2 separate regions of the Homo sapiens genome follow, and region 2 is linked to region 1. The links are chromatin contacts, found by Hi-C or POLR2A ChIA-PET in ENCODE. All regions are on one chromosome and are shown on one strand. The core of a region is the stretch at or near the end of the contact, and the rest is flanking DNA. Distances in the headings are between cores, read along the strand shown. Region 1 overlaps PRKCE (protein kinase C epsilon). Region 2 overlaps PRKCE (protein kinase C epsilon).

Evidence for each region. A loop is a pair of places that touch in the nucleus more often than their neighbours do. ChIA-PET counts read pairs that join two places held with the same protein, here RNA polymerase II (POLR2A). Pooled maps may share reads with other maps.
Region 2: a loop to region 1 is called in a map of endothelial cell of hepatic sinusoid, with 5 times the contacts of the local background. The contact joins two enhancer-like sites. A Hi-C loop is called at or near these places in 6 of 168 maps with a recorded cell type or tissue (astrocyte of the cerebellum, cardiac septum, endothelial cell of hepatic sinusoid and 3 more) and 4 of 50 pooled maps. POLR2A ChIA-PET finds 5 or more read pairs at or near these places in 4 of 52 experiments (AG04450, BJ, RWPE1 and 1 more).

What each region holds. Positions count from the first base shown.
Region 1 is chr2:45,764,331-45,767,338 of GRCh38, forward strand. All of the region lies in intron 1 of PRKCE (protein kinase C epsilon), which reads left to right. Among named protein-coding and RNA genes, the nearest start is that of PRKCE-AS1, 90 kb to the left of the region's middle. Within about 2 kb of position 1,526, at least 3 of the 41 ENCODE cell types and tissues checked have a DNase peak (open chromatin) inside an H3K27ac peak, as active enhancers do.
Region 2 is chr2:45,814,952-45,817,959 of GRCh38, forward strand. All of the region lies in intron 1 of PRKCE (protein kinase C epsilon), which reads left to right. Among named protein-coding and RNA genes, the nearest start is that of PRKCE-AS1, 140 kb to the left of the region's middle. Within about 2 kb of position 1,565, at least 3 of the 41 ENCODE cell types and tissues checked have a DNase peak (open chromatin) inside an H3K27ac peak, as active enhancers do.

The DNA of each region.
Region 1 (3,008 bases), core at 276-2,775:
TTAAGAGCTTATAAATGAAGGCAGAAGATTTTAGTTCAAAGAAAGAAATGGTTATGGCTAGTAAAGCCAAAATGGGATCTTAATTCAGGATTAATTGATTAAATACTTAACTAATTAATCTTCTAACTGGCTTCTGTTGCAATCAGGGTTCAGTTTTTAGACATGACCCCTGCATGTGAAAGTGAATATCTGCAGCTCGAATGTGTGCAGTGGGACAGGCATGGCCCCGAAACCAGACAGGGCAATTCAGATCTGAGGCTAAATGAAAGAGGTAGGTGACAGCAGGTTTCAGCTTCCCAAATTTCTTTTCATCCATTTCTTTTATATCATAAATTTGAGAAAAAATTGATCTGTTCATTTAGTAAGCCCATTTAGAAATAAGCTCAAATTATTACTTCCATGCCAGAAACTTGAGGCTGGGGTTACTATTATTTTTGAGCTTGGAAATTGCCATTCATTCTGCTGCAAATGAATTAGACTATATATATATTTTAAACCCATTAAAATCAACATATATTAAAAATATTCCTAACTCCTGTCTTTATTCTTGTTCTTATGTCTCACACAATGGTCCTACTTGAATGCCTTAGAGACAATGGAGTCTCTGGCATCTCTCAGGTCTCTCCTTGACATCAAGAGCAGAGCAAACATGCTGAAGGACGTGGACCCCATGTGAACCATAGCCTTCCTCCCTGTGGCTTTGGCCTGGTACAGTCCAAAATGCCAGCCGCTCAAAAACCCACCCACTCACACGGGCCTTGTTTTCAGCAAATCTTCAAGTCTGGATGGAGGAAACGCTTTACCCTTAATACGTTCTTAAGCCATGCATAACTCTAAGCCTGTTTTAACCATGTGCTTCTAATTAATTTTTACTTAATTCTTCAGTGTTTCCTTTATTTTTGTTTTTTATAAGAAGCAGCCACATGATGAGTAAGCCTGGAGAATAAGCTTTCTGAAGAGGTTTTCTTGACAATAAAAACAATATGTTTATTGAAAGGTCAAACTAATGGCCAAGGCCAATGGAGTCTCCAGGTTGGGTTGTAAGGTGTGAACTGTAGGTAGAGTGCTGAGGAGATGCTTCATTTGGACTCCCCGGTGCCTTGAAGCTGTAGAGTAACCATCTCCGTTTGGCCTCGTTCTCAAATTCTACTACCTCCCTGCAGGGCTGTTGTGCTGTGTGTAGCAATACCTTTTGTGGTTTGCTTCCAAAGTTCTTCATTCAATACCTCATCTTTGCCTCTGCAGTGGTGTCATTCTTTTTCACTTCTTTCTTCCTCTTCCCCTTTTTCCTTTTCATTTGGGGGAAAGCATTTATGAAAAGAGGTCAAGTAACTTGGCCAAAGTTCTGATGGTGCTGGAAATAGAACTCTGGACTGTTGACCCCCACGTCCTAAGCCCAAAGATGAGACCACCCAGTGGGATCCTGGGCTGTCTCCAGAGCAGCTTCCCAGAACTGGGCTCTTGGCAGAGTTTGCCTTTTAGAATACAGAGAATTAATGCACAGAAGGGGATTTCCCTTTCTTCCTGCCACCCTCCCTCCTCCCACTTCCAATCAAGAGAAAAGCCTGTCCAAGTGTAGGAAAGGGAATTATATTGGGTAACTGTGGGTAGCAGAAAGAACTAAGAACCTTATTGCAATGAAGTTGCAAGTCCAGACGTTGGTTCCAACCTGATCCCCTCCCCCACCTCCAGGCAAAAGAAAAGTTAAAACAAATACTGGAGATAGGGGAGATTATTTTAGGACTCTGGCAAGCACAGCAGTTCCCTTGCATTGCTGGCAGGTACCCAAGTTTATCTGTGTTTATGGGGATCTGCAGTGTTGATCTGTGGTGCATGGAAGCGTGCAGGTCCGTATACTCCATAGTCAATTACGTTTCCTGCTCATCCAAAATTTCAGGGCAAGATAATCGACTGGGAGAAGGAAAGGAGGGGGCTTTTGATTAATCTGAAGGACTTGAACAAATGTTCTATTACCTTTTTTGGTCCTGGGTGCCGTGCAGACCTCTGTCAATTCTGAAGGAAGACTTCAGTGAGGCCTAGTACTTTCTCAATCCAGTAAGAGAAAAAGCCCTGTGGCCACTTGAGGGTTGGTTCTACTCTCTTCTTTTTTCCCAGTCTGCAGACCTTCTATTTCCCTTTGGGTTAGATCGGAGAGATTCCTAGAGAATTAATGGGGACACGGAGACAGAGAGAGATAGTTGAGGGAAGCATGATAAACAAATCACAGTAAGACAAAGGAAGAACCTGGGGTGTTTCTAACCAGTGAGAAATCTTCATGGTGGAATTTCAGACCTTAGGATGGCCTAATAGGCAGGGTACATGTTGGTTAGGGTGACTAGCATATCTTGGGCCTCTTGAATCATGCTTCATAGGTGCCTCTTCCACTCACATTCAAATTCCTAATTGTGGGACAAAAGAAAAAGTCTGGGCCGGGCACGGAGGCTCATGCCTGTAATCCTAGCACTTTGGGAGGCCAAGGTGGGAGGATTGCCTGAGCTCAGGGGTTCGAGACCAGCCTGGGCAACACGGTGAAACCCCATCTCTACTAAAATACAAAAAAATTAGCCGGGCATGATGGCGTGTGCCAGTAGTCCCAGCTACTCAGGAGGCTGAGGCAAGAGAATCGCTTGAACCTGGGAGGTGGAGGTTGCAGTGAGCTGAGATCAGGCCACTGCACTCCAGCCTGGGCAACAGAGTGAAACTCAGTCTAAAAAAAAAAAAATAAGTAACTTCCTGTGGGCAAATTTGGAAAAATGGCACGGTCATGTTCTACTTTGGTCTTTGCGTTTGCTTCCCGTAGAAATGTACTTTTTCTAATTATCAAATAATTATCTCAAATATAAGATGCAGGCAACAGTTTTCTCAAATACCTCTGCTTCTGGAAGGAGGGTAGAGAGGAATTAGCCCAACCCTCTAACTTAATACATTGATGTTCTTTGAAACTTTTTAAAAAAAGGAACAAGAAAGTAAAAAATCTGCACAGCAATGGCTCCTTTTAACCAACCTCT
Region 2 (3,008 bases), core at 315-2,814, 51 kb after region 1:
GGGTGTTCTCTAAGTTCCTTTCTGCTCCAAAGCTCCATGTTCCTGGTTGGAGATGGCTTCAGCTCACTCATTTACAGCAGGAGATCAGAGGTCTCTGTTCCCACCCTGTGTGATAGAATTAAGCATCCTCCCCATGGGAGAATTACCCTGTGGCATAATTTAGTCCCCAAGCCAGAACCTCATTACCATTTAAGAAGGCACTAATCTCATAAGAGGATTATGCAGGAAATTTGATACACCAGTTACCCCCCTTCTTTGGTCTCTCTTCAGTGGTTCAGGGTCAAGAAAATAATTTTTTTTTACAATGTTTATCCAGAAATAATTTGACAAAGTGTTAGTTCTAGAACCTAAAGAAAGCAGTATGTTCTTTGAGCTGCAAGTGTAGCAGGCAGTGATGCCAGAGGATTCTGAATCCTTTGTTCTCCTCAGAAGCTGAGGGGGTGCATTCCCAGACTGCCCCAGCCTACGCCATTCTCTCCCCTGATTGTGTCCTACATTCCCCTATTCTTAGTTTGCAATTGGTTGTCTCCTGTCAGGTTCCAATCCCTAGGTGCTTTGTCTTTTTCTTCCTCGGTCCCCTCCATTAGATCTCAGTAAACAAGTGCCCAAGAAGCACTTCCTGACCAGTCACTTTGCAGTGGAAGATAGCCTAAGTACAAATCCCTCAGGCAAATGTAAACAACCAGGTGTTTGTAGCCAGACTCCATGCAGGGAGATGTTTTATGGATAGAATATCCCAGCAACTATACTACTTTCTATATCTTATTTGTAAGGAATAACTAGGGAGGTTGTTGAGGAATGACATGGATCTAGAGTGGAAAATCACTACTTCTAGTAACTCCTCCTTTTAGAACTAGTAGATTCTAGTTCTGCCTCAGCTGCCTTCCAGTTAGGTGACCTTGGGTGTCATCCTCAAGTCCCAGTTTCTCACCTGTTAAGTGGGAGCACTGGTATCCATTCCACAAATCCCATGCCAGCCCTGGGCTGAAGAGTGTGAATGCCAAGAGCTACAAATGAGAAGCCAAGAGTGTTGATGGTACCTTTATGGCGATTAATGCAAGACACATCCCAAGTACATTTGGGGCTCTCATTTAACCATTTTCTCTTGGCCTGTAAAGAGTACTGGAAAGGCACAACTTTACTTATGCTTGTATTTATTTATCTGTTTGCTTTTTATCACAGCTACCAAAATCCCTACAGTCATCAAGGCCTGGCACTGCGTCATACAGAAGTTTCATGTGTGGACTTTCCCAGTGAGAGTGATTTCAGGATCTGCTTGAGGGGCTTTACTTACCTCTTTGCTGGGCTCAGCCCTGCTATGAATATAGAAGGAGAATTCATCCTAGATGACCAGGCTGAATGATATTTGTTCACTACCCCCTGGAGTGTCACGAGGTTTAAAGTTTTTGGAGTGTCCTGGTGCTCCGGAGCTGGGAAAGCCATCAGTGATTGTTTTTCCTGGGGATGAGACAGCATGGGCTTCATCCCTACAGTGCAGGGGTGGATAACTTGGCACCTCACCATCCCTAACACCCAGAGGTGCCTTTTTGTGTCAACTAGGGAGCTGGCAATCTAGCACTGGCCAGACTCCAGACTTCTTGTGAAACTCCTGGATTTTGTTTGTTTTGTTTTCTTTCCTTAGCCTTAGATTCATGCCATATTTTTATGATCATTATGCCAGGGCTTTGTCTTTGGAGCAATCTTCCTTTCCTCTGTGCACTCTCTTGCACAGCCTATTCCTGTACCAGGGTATCCCCAGCGCCACCCTGCATGGCCCTAGCCCCATGGATCAGATGGCCCCTTCCCAGCCTTCTCACTGCCCTGTTACCTCCTCGATATTCCTGTCCATCCTCCCTCCCCCTAATTGTTAGAGGTGAGCTGGCCCTAGGTGTGAACAAGGGGATCGGCTTAATTCCTTTTGGTACAGCTCTTTTAAAGAGACCCCCTGCTCGGGGGTTTTGTGAGGATGAAATGATTAAAAACATGTTTTCTATAATTACCATTGTGAACTTATAATAACAGTAGGTGTTACTAAACATCCACAGAGACACAGAACATTGGGGACAAAGAGATCGTTGTGTAAAGAAATGACTCAAATTATATACTGTAAGTAGAGTGTGTGTGTGTGTGTGTGTGTGTGTGTGTGTGTGTGTGTGTGTTGTGGGTAGGGACATGCCCCAGGGGGAGCGACCTCTTTTGGGCAACGCTTTGCAGCCCTGCCTGCAACCCTAGGCCTTGTCATGATAGCAGCAGCTCATTTCTTATTGAGCTTTGCAGTTGATGTGTAATCAGGCTTCACAGTTTATCAAGTACCAACTTTCAAATATCTTACTTATTTTTACTTTATCTATATTTTTAGAAGTTTAAATCAGGGTAGTCCTGTTTAATTATACAAACTCATCATCAGCTTCAAAGTTAAGTCTTATCATGAATCAAATACTTTCTTTAAAAAAACTTTCCGGCTGGGCGCGGTGGCTCACGCTTGTAATCCCATCACTTTGGGAGGCTGAGGAGGGCGAATCACGAGGTCAGGAGATCGAGACCATCCTGGCTAACACGGTGAAACCCCGTCTCTAATAAAAATACAAAAAAATCAGCCGGGCATGGTGGTGGGCGCCTGTAGTCCCAGCTACTCAGGAGGCTGAGGCAGGAGAATGGCGTGAACCCGGAAAGCGGAGCTTGCAGTGAGCCGAGATCACGCCACTGCACTCCAGCCTGGGCAACAGAGCGAGACTCTGTCTCAAAAAACAAAAAAAAAACTTTCCAATCCTGAGATTCTGCTGACACCGAGGCTTTGCTAGGTTCAGTGGCCTGTCTGCAGTCACCCTATAGATGGGTGACAATGAAGCTGGGAGTGGAATCCTGCCTTTTAAGGCAAATCTGGGTCTCTCTCTCTGCCTGCCCTCTGAAGGTGAGAGGAGCCACGTGGGCATCTCACTGCCTGCTCTCAAAGTGTCTGGGCAAGCTACAGGCCGAGTTTCCTCCAGCTTCAGTAACCATCAGACCAG